Linked DNA regions of Homo sapiens: regions 2 and 3 are each linked to region 1. The links are chromatin loops, found by intact Hi-C in ENCODE. Cell type or tissue: GM12878. All regions are shown on one strand.

Region 1 (5,000 bases):
TAATACTGAAAGGGCATTAGTAGCCTTATAAAGAGCTGTTTCAGTAATGTTCTGGGGGGAAGACATAATCTGTAGAGCAATGAAATTAAAATAGATTCAGTAATAACTTAGTTGTGAAATACTGTAGACACTGATACAGAGAATGTAGACAAAAATATCCAAGTATCAACCAAAAAGAGTGAAAAGAAGCAATAGATAGAGAAAGATGAAGGAATAAAAATGTTTTTTTCATCTTTTTTTTAATATTAGAGTAACTAGTATATATTTATATGCTGAAAGGAAACGAAGAAAAAAGTGCTGAGGGCTGAAGCTGGCAGGCCCTGCCAGGTGAGGAACAGTGAAGATAGGGCCACAGTCTGTCTACTCCAAAAGAAACTATCAGCAGAGTAAACAGCCTACAGAATGGCAGAAAATATCTTCAAACTATACATCTAATGAAGGTCTAATGTCCTGAATCTATAAAAAAACTTAAGCAATTCAACAAGCAAAACACAACCCCATTAAAAGGTAGGCAAAGGATATGAACAGATGCTTCTCAAAAGATGACATACCTGCAGCCAACAAACATGAAAAATGCTCAGCATTACTAATCATCAAATAAATGCAAATCAAAACCACAATGAGGTACCATCTCACACCAGAGTTGTTATTATTAAAAAGTCAAAAAATAACAGATGCTGGTGAGGCTACATTGAAAAAGAGATCCTTATACACTCTTGGCAGAAATGGAAATTAATTCAGTCACTTTGGCAGGCAGTTTGGAGATTTCTCAAAGAACTCAAAACACAACTACCATTTGGCCTAGCAATCCCATTACTGGGTATATACCCAAAGGAAAATAAATCTTTCTACCCAAAAAGTACATGCATTTGTATGCTCATTGCAGAATTATCCACAGTAGCAAATACATGGAATCAACTAGATGTCCATCAATGGTGGATTGGATTAAGAAAGTATGGTACATATATACCATGCAATTCTATACAGCCACTTAAAAAGAATGAAATTGTGTTATTTTCAGCAACATGTATGCAGCTAGAGGCCTTTATCCAAAGCAAATTAACACGGGACCAGAAAACCAAACACCGCATGTTCTCACTTATAAATGAGAGCTAAGTATTGGGTACACATGGACATAAATATAAGAAAAATAGATAATGGAGACTACTAGAGTGGGGAGAAAGGGAGGGGAGCAATGGCTGAAAAACTGTCGGGTACTGTTTTACTACCTGGTTGACAGAATTAACTGTACCCCAAACCTCAGTATCATGCAATATACCCAGGTAACAAACCTGCAAATGTACCATTTGAATTTAAAACAAAAGTTGAAATTATTTAAAAAACAGAAAAAAAAACCACTAGTGAAAGGAACAGCATGAGAAAGAGGATATTTATCTGAGAGACGGCTTAGCAGATAGGGTGTTAGAACTCATTGAGAAAGTAAAGGGTTAAAACTTTGGTTGCTAGAGGGTCAGGATATATTGAATGCTGAGGAAATAATTCATGAATTTTTTCCAGGACCAGATATAGGCCCAGAATTTTAACGGATATTTTCTCACCTAATTGTTTTTATTTTCCTCCATGCAGAAAAAGGATAGGTGAAGACTTAGTTTAACAATGAGTAAGGGCATGTGTGGAATAGGGTTATTGCGAAGGTTGAAAAAGCTGTCTGGGTGCATGAGTGATGGAGCTAACTAGAGCCACTGTGGCAAGCAGAATTCCAGATATAGCTTCCTTATGATCTCTTTGCTCTGGTTATAAAATCAAATATGAATCTTGGTACTACCGTGAAGGGATTTTGCAGATATAATTAAAGTCCAAGTCAGTTAACCTTAAGATATGGAGATTATTTGAATGGGCCTGGTTTAATGAGATGAGCCTTTGAAAACTAGAGAGTTTTCTGAGCTGGTGGCAGAAGAGGAAGTCACAGATATCTGAAAGCATGAGAAAGTTTCAGCATGTCATTACTGACTGTGCAGATGAAAGGGGCCACATGAAGAGAAATGCAGGTGATCTCTAAAAGCTGAGTCACTTCAAGCAAATAGCCAGCAAGAAAGTGAGGTTTCAGTCCTATAACTGCCACCAGCAGGCTTCTTCGAACAATTTGAATAAACTTGGAAGCATTTTTTTTTCTCAAAGCCTTTAGTTCAGAAACCAGGTTGGGCTTTATGAGACTCTAAGCAGAGAACTCAACCAAGCCAGCCTGAACTTCTAATGACCAGAACTATGAGATAATACGTGGGTACTGTTTTTAGTGATTAAGTTTGTAGTAATTCATTACAAAGTTTGTAGTAATTCACTACACAACAATAAATAACTAACGCAGCCATATTATGGTGTTTCTAAGATGAAGTTGAGGTCCATAGATCTATATTTATCTCAGAAAAATGGTTTTATCTGGGATCCTTCATCCGCAAATCAGTAACAGTGGGGAGCTGGATTGATTCAGACTTTAAGAAGTGGAATAAGTGGAAAGAAAGCAGGACAAGGTGAAGAGGTCAAGAAACACTACAATGATGGAGTTTGATTTGATGCCGGCTAGAGAAAGAATACGAGTTAAAAGTGAAATGGTATAGAGTAAAGGAGAATGACATTTTAAAGGACTTTTGCTCCATAAATCAGTCTATGTTCAGAGCAGGATAATGAGAGTGAGAATTCTGGGAAAAAGAAAAAACAGAGTGCTTACTACTCTTCAAGAGTTCAGAAATGAAACAATTTTTTGTGTGGCTATAGATTTAAAAAGCTGGTGAAGAGTAGAGGGGAGGTGGCCTGGGCTTATGAAGTTAAAACATCACAAGGCTTACATGCTGTAAGACAAGGATCCTAAAGTCTCCTGGTGGTTAGGGAAGAAGACAATGGTACAAGTGATGAAGTGGTGAAGAATATTTCCAGCTTCAGGAAAGAAGGTGGCATAGCCTAATGACATGACTTTAAAAGAAAAAAATTTATTGGAAAAGTGAAAGAGTAGTGATTTATACATGGTATAGGAAGCTGGAAAGGTGGTGTTTCTAACTTTGGGCTTTTAGATGAATGAGACAGAGAAGAAGGAGTAGCCTCTACTCAAGAGTATTACCGGAAAAGAATGTCGTCCTCAAAAGAGACTTGGGTTTCATTTAACACAAGAAATGAAGGAAAGTATTCTATGAAGCGTCTGAGGGTATTATAGAAAAAAGGCTTCAGAAGGCTAGAAGAAAATAAAATGTAAAATTAAATGGTATTCAAAATGCTTTTCCTTTTATAAGCAAATTTATGTAAATTCTCATTTCAAAGGAAAGAAGGATGGAAAGTAGGAGAGAGAGAGAGAAGGAAGAAAAGAAAGAAAGAAAATATCCAAACTTTTGACTTGGAATTAGTAATAATCCAAATGGAAAATAATTTTGCAGTAGATCCCTTCAGATATAGACAAAGACAAACTTGCCGTGGTAGTTTTAAAATATGTCCATAAATTATTTGATACTCCTTTCTTGAAAAGGTAGAAACTCAGTCTCACTCCACTTGGGCATGAGCTACACTTAATGACTTGTTCCTAAGAAATAATCTATGGCAGACATAATGATGCATGACTTCTAAGACTATGTCATAATAGAAGGCATTGTGGCTTCTTTTATTGTTTTTGCTTTTCTGGAAGAAGCAAGGCGCATCTTACATGGCAGCAGGAGAGAAAAGAGGGAGGAGGGACCTACCAAACACTTTTCTCTTGTTCTGGAAGAACACTTCTTGTTTGTTTTCACTTGTTTTGGAAGAAGACGGCTGCCATGTCATGAGGACACTCAAGAAACCCTGTGAAGAGGTTTCTGTGTTGAGAAACTGAGGCCTCCAACCAGCAGCCATGTGAGCAAGCCATCTTTTAATCCAATCCTCTAGCCCAAATTAAGTTCCCAGATGGGTGCAGTCATAGCCAACAGCTTGAATCCAACACCAGGAGAGAAACAAAGGTACAAACACCCAGCTAAACTGCTTTCAAATTCTTAACACAAAAATTTAAGCATGGCTATAGATATCAAAAACAGCTTGAGATAATTACATTTGTTCTAATCTTTAAGTTTGGGGTTGTTACAAAGCAATAGATAACTAATACAGTTGAAAAAGGTACATGGTGATACTTTCTGGTGTCCAAAGTCAGTGCACCCTTGGGAGGAAAAAAAATCCACAGGCCAATTAGTCTGTGTATCCAACAAAATCATTAAGAAGGTTATTCCTCATCAAATCTCATCTTTGAATGATGACTTCTAAAGCTCTCCACTCACCACAATCTGCCGATCAAATCTGTATCACTGGCACACTATACAGAACTCCACTGCTAAATTTATCTTCTCATTAGGTCAGTCTTGTAAATGTGCTTATAAATTTATAATGGCTCATTGTAGCCTCTTGCACTGAGTTTCAACATTTCTTTCTGATTGAAAGCCTCTCAATTTCTAATGCCCTCTCAACCCATCTTGGCCTGTTTAGATTTATTTTCTATTATTTCTAATACTAATCCTATAAACCAACACAGGTCACCAGATTGACATATCAAGGCTTTTGTCAATTCTATCCCACCCATATCTCCTGTTCTAGCTCATTCAACCAACCCCACTAACATCTATGACTGAGCTATTCCTCAAGGCTCACCTCAAGTTCCTGCTTCTTCAGAAGACTTTTCCAACAACATCTATCCAGAAAAATCTCTCAAGTCAAATTTCTATTTCATTTAGTAATGGTGTATTATAAAACAATAATAACACATAATTGGATACTGTCCTGCCTCTAGTGGTTTGTACTGTACCACTTGACATTTAACTATGTCAGTCAGTGCAATGATGCACTGGCATATACTGTATTGCTTTGTTCACACATTGTTTCACAGGTGTCTGTTCCCTAATTATATTATAAATTCTTTTACTGAGAGTGATAAAACACACTTTTCTTCTCTATATTTTCCACATCATCTCAGTTAGGTATATATAAGTCAAGCAATTGCTATGCTGTTACTCTATATTGGGTATTTCAGAGACTAT
Region 2 (5,000 bases), 240 kb before region 1:
AAAAAGAGAAAGACAAATTTCACCTTTGCATTAACTCAATTCCTAATAAAACTTTGTAAACAAATATATCCAATCTTAATCAGTATCCAATCCAATCAATATGGCAATATTTCCATAAATCTTTTATAATACTTTACAATTTTCTGTTAAAGAGCAGATTAATGCTCTAAGAAAACCCTGTTACTGAGACCCATGAGCTCAGATTCTGGTCCTGCATCAGTGTGCTTTTATTTTGATGTTCAATTTATGGAAAAACTAAATAATATCTTTTTAATTTTATCCAACTTGTTCCACATAGAATTTTTTTAAACAACATTACTCTTTCCCAAGCCTTTTACAACTTGCTTAAACCTTCAGTTTTATCCTATATTTTTTAAATATTTGAAACAATCCTTAATTTCTCTAAATGAGACAAAATTATTTTTAAAAACAACATGTTCCTATACCTTTTTATTAATAACACATAACTCTTATTTTAAATGTAAGCAGTTTTAATTGTGTATCATGTGTGAAGCCTATGACACAGGACAGAACTGCAGATAGTGTCAGACTCTTTCCATCACTGGTAGGGAGCATGGCTACTCCACTGTCCCCAGGCATTACCTAGAATCTAATGGCTCCAAAGCAGCCAAGTTGAACAATTATTAAAAGTCATAGAGCAGTGTTCTAACCTTAGAGCATCTAGCAAAAAAATTATACCTGACCTGCCTCATTCAGACAAAAATGTGTAAATTTTGGAGACATTTTAGTTTTACCAAAAATCTTTAAAACTGTCTTTATTTTTCAAAGATTATTAGAGTGACATGAACAAAAAGGCATTTAGGTTTTTATTTTCCTGACAAAATATTTTATTTAAGCCCTTATTATTTTTAAGCCAATTAATTAGAGCTTTTTCATATATTTTGATAGTGAAACATCACACACATGACACATTCAAGTACACAAACCGATGCAGATTTGGTAGAGTGATAAGATTTGTTATTTGACTGTTTTTAAGTTTCTCTTTCTTATGTTAGACCATCAGTCTCTTGATTACCTGTTCCAGGCCCTAACAATTGTCAGGCATGCAGTTCCAAATTTGCGTCTTTAAAAGGATAATTCTGAAGTGAAGCAAAATAGAAAATTCATATTTTATTTACACCAAGGAAAAATGGTATGGGTAAAATTTCAGTCAAGATGGCCAGGAAAACCAGACAGTCTTACACATGGAGATTTCCTTAAAGATGTAAGTTTCTTGACTAGGTTATTGGCTTTAGGATGGAGTCTTTTCGGGAAAAGGGTCAGGAAAGCCCACAGTTTCTACGGCCTAATTATCAGGTATAGCTGGAAGGCAAAACAGATCTGCAAGATAAACATCTAATTTTTACAGCAAACCCTGGGGCCCCCCAAAAGGGAAATGCTATGGAAGAAGATAGTGCAATGCTTTCACAGTGTATCTTATTGAAAGGACATTTCCTCTAGGCTGCTGGGCAACCCAACAGCAATCAGGCCACTCTTTAATTAGCTCATACTCTATTCTTTTTTTTTGTTTTTTGTTTTGTTTTTTGTTTTTTTTTTGTTTGTTTGTTTTCCAAGTTCCTTTTTATTTAAATGAATCAGAACTGCAATCTGCACATGAAAAGACCTGGGGGGAATGCCTACATCTGGAATTTCATTACGTCAATGTTAAATTTTGTCCGACCAGTTCTTCATTGCTGATCACTTTTGATAATGACAGATCCAACATGAAACTCCTGAAGCAAATGAATATTTACCTTGTGCTTTCATGCAAATTTAGGGACCAAACTCAAAGGTTTCATCCATGCTGGACACCAGATCTAAGCTCATACTCTATTCTATACTTTCTCAGTATCCAAGAGCATGCTTTTCTTATTTAAACACTCAAAGAAAGGAATGTCATCCTGGAGTAATAAATAGCCACTGTAAGCAACTACCATCAGCCATTTTTAAAAGTATATTTCTTATCTAACTATTATACATCAAGGTTGATTTTTCTCATGATGCGAAGTAATTTCTTGTTCCCCTGTCTACAAAAGTCAAAAAGATTGGATACAAGAGCAAGGAAGAACATACAGGAGTAAATGGGAAACAGAATTCAGTTGTCTGAGAAGTTTTTACAAAAGAAAAGCAGGGGATTTAAAACAATATCTGTACACATATATCCCAAATATAAACATTAATTCAGTTAATTTTTAACTACTGAACTCTCAGAAGAAAATATTCTATTAGCAGACGTTAGCCAGGACAAACAGCTGGTATTTCTGGCTTTTGAATTTTTGACCACAAGTAACCTCCCACGTGAAACCAGTAAGCTCTAGCTAAGGTTATGACTTAACCATGGATGCATGAGGTGTCTTTAAAGAGATGGCAAGCAGTTTTTACAAGATCTAGAGTTGCCCCAGAGGTAGCTCAGAGAAAATAAAATTGAAGACAAGAAATCAGAAGCTATCTATGACAGGAAAAATAATCAATGGCAAAAGTCCTGCAAGTATTAAACCAGAAAGGATTCATTCCCTCAGCTAGGAATTGAACGCTTGTCACCATAGTGAAAGGACAAAGCCTTAGCTAGTGAGCCACAGCATGGGGCGGTCACCATTGCTATTCCCAGAAGGAATCTAAGGCAGTCGTTTTTGAGCTTGCAAAGGATTTTCACTGCTTAAGAGAATTCTTAAAGCTAGCCATGATATGAACTTGAAACTTCCCAACCTCCAGATAGTAGAGACCAAGAGCGTGTACTTCCATATGGTCAAGTTTTCAAAGACATAAAACAAGATGAGAGGTCACTTTGTTAAATTTTTCTTTTTCAGGGACCTACAGCAAAGTTTGTGTCTCACCAGTCTGTAAGCCAGCATGAACAGTAGGCTTATAGGGGTTCACAGAATGTGTTGTATCCTGTGGTACCCCTCTCTATAACAGAATAACAGAGACAAATTTATAGCACAAAATATACCGGATTTTCTACAGCCTAAGACTAGTCTCACAAATCATTTTCCTTATTAATTAAAACATTGCAGAGGAGACAAATGGTTAATTTTACCATTCATTCAAGCAGTTTGCATACAGAGAGGCCAGAAGCCCTGGCTGGTAAGAAATTCTTACCCCTTTTCTGGCTTGACAAGTTTCTGGGTTTGCTTTCTCTGTAGCTTCCGAAATAGCAGAGCAGCTTTTGATGCCCCTGCTTGCAGCACCATAGATGTGAGGGACAAGCCACATTACAAAAGAAATCTTATTTTCCCATTTTATGGAACCATCAGCAAAAACCTCTCAATTTTGCAAGATCCCACCCAAACAGCTGCATAGGGGAGCTAAACTAACATTTCTCATTCCAGCTGGAATAAAATGTACATGACAACACAGATACCAGTCATCCTGCTCAGCAACCAAGTATCAACCTGACAAGGCTCAAACTTTCCTTTGGCAGCCCCCTCACCTTTGATCCACTCAGAGTGGGGTGGGATGACCTCTGACCAGGCATTTCAATGGGTGGTCTTTGGACAAGATAGAAGAGTGAACTGTCACCCTGAGTTAGGCATGTCGTGCTTCCTTCAGGGCTCACAGAATGTGACCGACTAGACAAACTAGGAGAGCCTGCTAGACTTACAATAGCAGTTCCTTCAGGGAATCCTCTCTGTAAATAAAAGCACACACACAAAAGGTAAAGATGAACAAAAGGTCTTTTAAACCAAGATTCCAGACCAGATTCCAAACCAGAAAAGAGTATTTCTCCAAAAAGTCCCTTATTTTTGAGGCCGCAGAGACAGACAGTTCCTATGACAGGGCTACCTACAGTACCTCTAGAGAGGCCAACAGATAAAGAGAAGGAAGCAGGTGTTGGCAGCACCTGGAATACTCATCCAACCAGGTTAAAAGACATCTTCCAGGAACTGTTTCTCCATTGCAATTAGATCCATGCAGTATGGCTCAACAGTGCCCTACCAGTAGAGGCAGTACATAGTCCAAGAGAACTACGCAGCTGCTTGGGCTTGGCCTTTTTTTCCCCAAAGGTAACCATAGTTCAGTAGCCCCTCACTGGCAACAAGGGACTACTGAGCCATGGGCAGTAACCTGCAAGGTCTATCCTAAATAAGTCCCCAAATTTGAACCACCCAACAGATTCTTCTTGCTCGCTGCCCAGATGAAGCCGATTTATCAAGACAGGGGAATTGAAATAGAGAAAGGGTGTTTAGCAGCTCTACAATACATATAATACATGTATTAAGATGTATGACAACAACAAACCAAGTGGAGATGTAGTTTTATAAATTATTTCACCTTGCATTGCTTTTAGACATGAACATTTTCAGGTGTCACTTGGAGTATTATTGGAGAAAATCATATTTACAGTGTTTGTTTGAAAGGTATATTTGAAGAAAACTTTTGAAAGACTCAGAAAACTATTTTACTTTATGGCTCAGCAGGTGCTTCTAACCATATTTATGCTTAAGATTGCTAAATGAAAGAGGGAGCTACCTAGTCAGAGAAGTTAAATTATTAGATGTTATCTTTTTTATAGTAATATTTTTAATTGAGGTAAAAATAGCAATGCAAAGTGTACAAATTGTAAGAGTACAAAACAACGAGTTTTGGCAAATGCATAGATCTGTGTGACCGGAATTCATCAGCCCAGGTTTCAGCATGCCTCTTTCCAGTTAATCTCCACTGCCACTCACTGACCCAGAGGAAGACACTTCTCTGTTTTGTGTTTTTTTTAAATCACTACTGAGCAAAAAGTACCCTTTTTACTTTTTTGTCACCAAAGATTAGTTTTACCTGTTTAAAGATTTATTTAAACGGTATCAGCTTTCATTTTTTTATTATTATTATACCTTAAGTTCTGGAATACATGTGCAGAATGTGCAGGTTTGTTACATAGATATACATGTGCCATGGTGGTTTGCTGCACCCATCAACCCATCATATAGGTTTTAAGCCCCGCATGCTTTAGGTATTTGTCCTAATGCTCTCCCTCCCCTTGCCCCCAACCCCCTGACAGGCCACGG
Region 3 (5,000 bases), 120 kb before region 1:
TCCCAATGTGAGAAAGGCTGATGGCAGCGCATATTTGTGTATATATCTTGATCTTGTTAACAGTATTTCTCAACACTCACGTTGTTATGGTTGAGCTTCTGCTTTGAAGAGCCAGGCAAAGCAGATAATATTACACTTAATAAAAACATATGAAAGCCAAAAACATAACCACAAACAAAAGAAATCAAAAATAACCCAAGGAAGTCTTACAGTCTCTTAGCAACAAATTATTTGGACCAGGAAGTAGGAATGTATGTAGCTCAGTGTGGTTTTTTCTCTGTTTTCTTTTTCAGTATACCAACAAGAATGAAAATAACTTAACAGCAATTTTATAAATTCACATCCCCCAGAGCACCACAGAGTAAAGAAATACTGCATATGGGTAACAACTGGTTCTTAGTTACTAAATCTGAAAGATCAAATACAGTTAATTACATAAGGTAAGTTAAACTCAGATGTTTGGTAATACATATATATGGAGAGAGAGATGTGCGTGTGTGTATAAAATACACGAGTATATATGTGTGTAAAATGCAGTCAGTCCAGATGTATTCCAAATAACTATCCTTTAAGCCTGCCATCTGCATCTTGTTTTTTTTTTTTAGACGGAGTCTCACTCTATCGCCAGGCTGGAGTGCAGTGGCACGATCTTGGCTCACTGCAACCTCTGCCTCCCGAGTTCAAGTAATTCTCCTGCCTTAACCTCCCGAGTAGCTGGGACTGCAGGTGCATGCCACCATGCCCAGCTAATTTTTGTATTTTTATTAGAGATGGGTTTTCACCATGTTGGCCAGGACAGTCTCAATCTCTTGATCATCTGCATCTCTTTTAAGATAAATTATGAACTATTGCAGATATATTTTCATTTTAAGAAGGAGTAGATATATCCCAAATATAAGAGTGCATTTTGGCTTCTGAATTTTTGATATTCCTGAGCTTTTTAGGTTATTTGCTCCATAAAGGGAGGGTCTGAGCAGAGATTGAGAGTTCCTTGAAACCAGGTGTCAGTAGCAGACAAGAGGAGAATACATGCCTGGCTGCTCTTAATGTCCTCTTATAAGGGAACATGCTCCTAATGTCTTTTATAAATTAATATAAAGAATAACCTTTATCTTCAACAAGACACTGTCAACCACGAGGTGCTTCTGTTGACTCATTTTTATTGTCTTGTGGGAGTTTCTGAGAACACTGCAAGGAAACAAAAAGAATTGAGATGAAACACCTCTTTCCGTCTGCCAAAAAGCTTTAGGATATAGCAGAGGGATGATTCAGAATCCAACTTTCTTATTAATCTGATGCCTATTCTAATTAGAGGAATACTTGTTTGCACATTTATAAGACATCTCACATAAGAATGACGGGGAGTTTCTCTGAGAGTAATGGCAGAGATTTATTTGCGGGAGTGTGGGTAACAGCTGCCAAATACAATGGTAATGTCAAGATTAGTATAACATGAAAGACAGCCCCCAGTATTGACTTCCCCAGGCTGTGCGTCTACTTTTCCCTCTAGATTCTAGATCTGACTCCTTGCACACGAATTACCAGGCATGATTTTTCTCATCAAGTATTTTTTTTTTTTTTTTCAAAAATGCGGTGCTCCATTCAGCATGTCATTCAGTCTTAAGTGTTTGTAATAAAATTACCAGAAAGCAGAGATGCTTTGCAGCCACACATGTGGCTTTTGAAATAAAATTCAAAAAAGCCACCAATTTGTCAAATAGATAGGGGAAAATGCATCATATCATTTTGCAAATTATGACTACAAATATATTGAAGACAGTCTTGTCAAGCTGATGTGTTCCCTCTGTTACTTGAACTTTATCTTGGTTGAGGCTCAACTCTAATGAAGACAGGCATGGATGATTCTGGTTTGAAAAGGTCACAGTTGTACCAAAGTCTATATAAATAACTTTGTCCTATTATGTCTCTACCACACAGCTTCTCTTGAGTTTTTCTGGGGGAATATACCAGGAGACCATAATCAAGGTACCAGTTTATTGATGGCTGTCCTTAACAAATACAACTCTTCAAGAAAATAAAGTAATTTAATGCATAATAATGTTGAATGCGTAAGTAGGATCAAAATTAGCTATTTCTAAATTGTTTAAAAATCAGAATTTCATTTCAGAGTAAAAATTATTATAAAGATAAAGTAACAGTAATGCCATCACTATGGATCCTTAATCTACAGTTTGTGAATGTAAATTACTTGATCATGTTTCCAGACTAATTTTTGTAAAGAAAGGTTTTATGGGTGACATCTACATTTGTTACCATATCTTCATTTGACAAGGCAAGCTGGTAAATTCATAGGTATGGATTAAACTGATTCTTTCATTACATCTGGAATGCAAGAGTAAATAAATAATTTATTAAATTAATTGAGTTCTTTTATTCAGATGTTTCCAAGGTGATTATCGTGATACCTAAGTAATCAGACTCAATCTAAATAAATTAATTCAATAAAATATTGAATTGTGCCTTAATGGAATAATTTTATGAATACCATCAAGAATGAGTAGAAAATCTTCCAGAAATTTTAAAGAGCATCAGCAGGGGAAATGTGATCAATACAGGATGGCTGACTAGAATTTAGCAAGTAAAGGAAATTATTTTACCGGTTAGTTGAGGAGTGGTGATATTGCTCCCTAGTTTACTGAGAAATTCAAGGCTTTACAAATAAAAATACTCATCTTCCATCTTTTTTATTTCCAAAATCACTCCATAGCTTTTATCTCTCTTTTCCCTTTTACTATTTCTCAGAAAGAAATATTCTTTTTATGGAGGAATTATATTTATTGAAAAAAAAAATCAGTGTATAAGTGGACCTGCACAGTTCAAACCCAGGCCATTCAAGGGTCAACCATAATTCTCTCATTTAAAGTGCATTATTCAATGCTTTTCAGTATATTCACAAAATTGTGCAACCACCACCACAGTCAATTTTAGCACATTTTCACCTCCCCGCAAAATATTCTATACCCATTTAGTAGTCATTCTCCATTCCCCCCTCTCGCAGCCCCTGGCAGCCACTAATCTACTTTCTGTATCTATGGATTTATCTATTCTGCACAAGAAATATTTTAACCACTGTCAATCCTTCTGCTTATGCTCCAATCCTATGTAATGTTCTATATTCTCTAGGGCTTTGATTTATCAAGTAAGTTCTTTAAATTCCTCCAGCCTTACACATCTACTCAGATGTCATGTCCACAGATGAATAATTTTCCATAGTATTTCTCTTTCCCTTCTTCCCTGATTATAGCTAACATTATCTCTGCTACATTGCCTTACTTAATGTGACAATTTTCTGATGGGATTTCTTCATTCTCTATCTTTTATAAAGATTAGTAATAACCTCTACTTGCTTACCACTGCTTAACCTCTAAATCCCATGGGAAATGGTGACTTCTTCTGCCAAGAAAACTTTATGCATTACATGATCTCTAATCCCATTGAACAAAAATTCTTAACCCTACATTTATTTACCATTATCATCAAAGTCACCAATATCATGTCAGAAACCACAACTTCTATACTATATTTTACCAACTTTATAGATATGTACTCATTTAATTGTCAACAATTCAATGAAATAAGCATTTTATTTCCCACTGGTAAATGATGGAATGGCAACTCAAAGTTAGTTGCTCAGGGCCATCCTAACAGCCAAAAAAATGCAGCTTTCACAGTGGGTAGTGTAATGCATGATGTCTCCAGCTACTAGACTCTAAAATCCATCACCATGTGTGCACCAAGGTCACAATTTCCATGACTGCTCTTTGCCAATGACAGAGTGCAGCTGGGATACTAATGCAGGATCATCCTGGGAGATACAAGACTCCTCAGATGAATGACTTCGGCTCAAGGGCACCCTGTCAAGTTTGTTGAAACTTACTGGAGCTACACGGCTGTCTAAAACCTTCTTTCCCTCCTTCTCTTTCTCCTTCACAGGGGTTAGACTTACATTACGGTCTGACAACTTTCTCAACCTTCTCTGGCTCCCTCCCACTTTTTCTCATAGGCGTTTTCCCCAATCAATCTCTTGCACTTCCAATTACATCTTGTTATGTGCTTCTCAGAGGACTCAGACTAACATAGTCACACCACTACTTAAGAGGCTGGGCTAAAATTTGTACTGTAGACTATTTATTTCCAAAGCTGGTATACTCGACTACTAATGAGAATACGGTCGTCATCCACATTCCCAAGCTTTTCATCCAGCTTTACTCTACCTCACTCTATCCAAACTAGGCCACTCTCCATTTCCACTCCACTACCTTCCATTTTTCAGTGCCTTCTAATCTCCCTCTCAACATTTGAGTCACTCATGGAGGCTAAAATAAAATACTGCCTACCTTTTGAGCTATTTTTTAAACCGTTTGACCCAACTTGAACTCTTCCTTAACTGAATCTCTATTGGCGCTTCTTAGTTAAAGAAAGATTTTATAATATTGTGTTAAGTGTTGTCAACATATGTAAGTTAGTTACATTCTCATTTCTGCTATTGACTTCCTGTGTGACCTTAATAGTGGGACATTTTCATGGTTCACTGTGTTCAATCTCAGGGTTAGCAGATATAAATAGAACAATTTCCAAGTTAGAGAAATAATCTTCATAGTGTTGAAGTCTTATGAGACTTGAAATTATATAAATAGTTGTGTACTTTAGCATTTGTATCAAGATAATGGCTTTTATTCATCAGAATTTCTATAGCATCAATGAAATAACTTGCCAGATATTACTGTGAATTATGATTCCTAAGAATGTTTCTTTCTTTTCAGTGATATTTCGCTCTCTCCCCTCACCCTTCTCTTTCCCTATCCCTCTTTCTTCCTCACTCCCTCACTTCTTTTCTTCCTTCTCTTTCTCTTTCTCTATTTATGTCTCTTTCTTGGAAAAAGAAGAAATAATATAAAATGATTTGTTTCTATATTTAGTTAATAAGGGTATGGAGGATATAAGATTTCCTTGAAAGATAGTTAAAACTATAAGTTGAT

Evidence for each region. Peaks named below come from ENCODE experiments on the same cell type or tissue, not always from the same donor. Only the 100,000 strongest peaks of a DNase experiment are listed, where the experiment ranks them.
Region 2: a loop joins it to region 1, with 1.9 times the contacts of the local background. A loop is called at or near these places in 1 of 110 quality-filtered maps.
Region 3: a loop joins it to region 1, with 3 times the contacts of the local background. A loop is called at or near these places in 1 of 110 quality-filtered maps.

What each region holds. Positions count from the first base shown.
Region 1 is chr3:106,299,697-106,304,696 of GRCh38, reverse strand. LOC107986112 (a long non-coding RNA gene) reads left to right here and starts at 426. Exons shown (of 3, transcript XR_001740840.1): 1 at 426-507; 2 at 3,632-3,935. In GM12878, no CTCF peak of the experiment used is centred here; a DNase peak (open chromatin) is centred at 2,006; H3K27ac peaks cover 4,789 bases.
Region 2 is chr3:106,539,878-106,544,877 of GRCh38, reverse strand. The region is part of intron 4 of LOC101929485 (a long non-coding RNA gene); the gene reads left to right. Among named protein-coding and RNA genes, the nearest start is that of CBLB, 670 kb to the right of the region's middle. In GM12878, no CTCF peak of the experiment used is centred here; no DNase peak of the experiment used is centred here.
Region 3 is chr3:106,420,335-106,425,334 of GRCh38, reverse strand. LOC101929485 (a long non-coding RNA gene) reads left to right here. Exons shown (of 16, transcript XR_007095992.1): 8 at 294-440; 9 at 1,939-2,069. Among named protein-coding and RNA genes, the nearest start is that of CBLB, 550 kb to the right of the region's middle. In GM12878, no CTCF peak of the experiment used is centred here; no DNase peak of the experiment used is centred here; H3K27ac peaks cover 1,461 bases.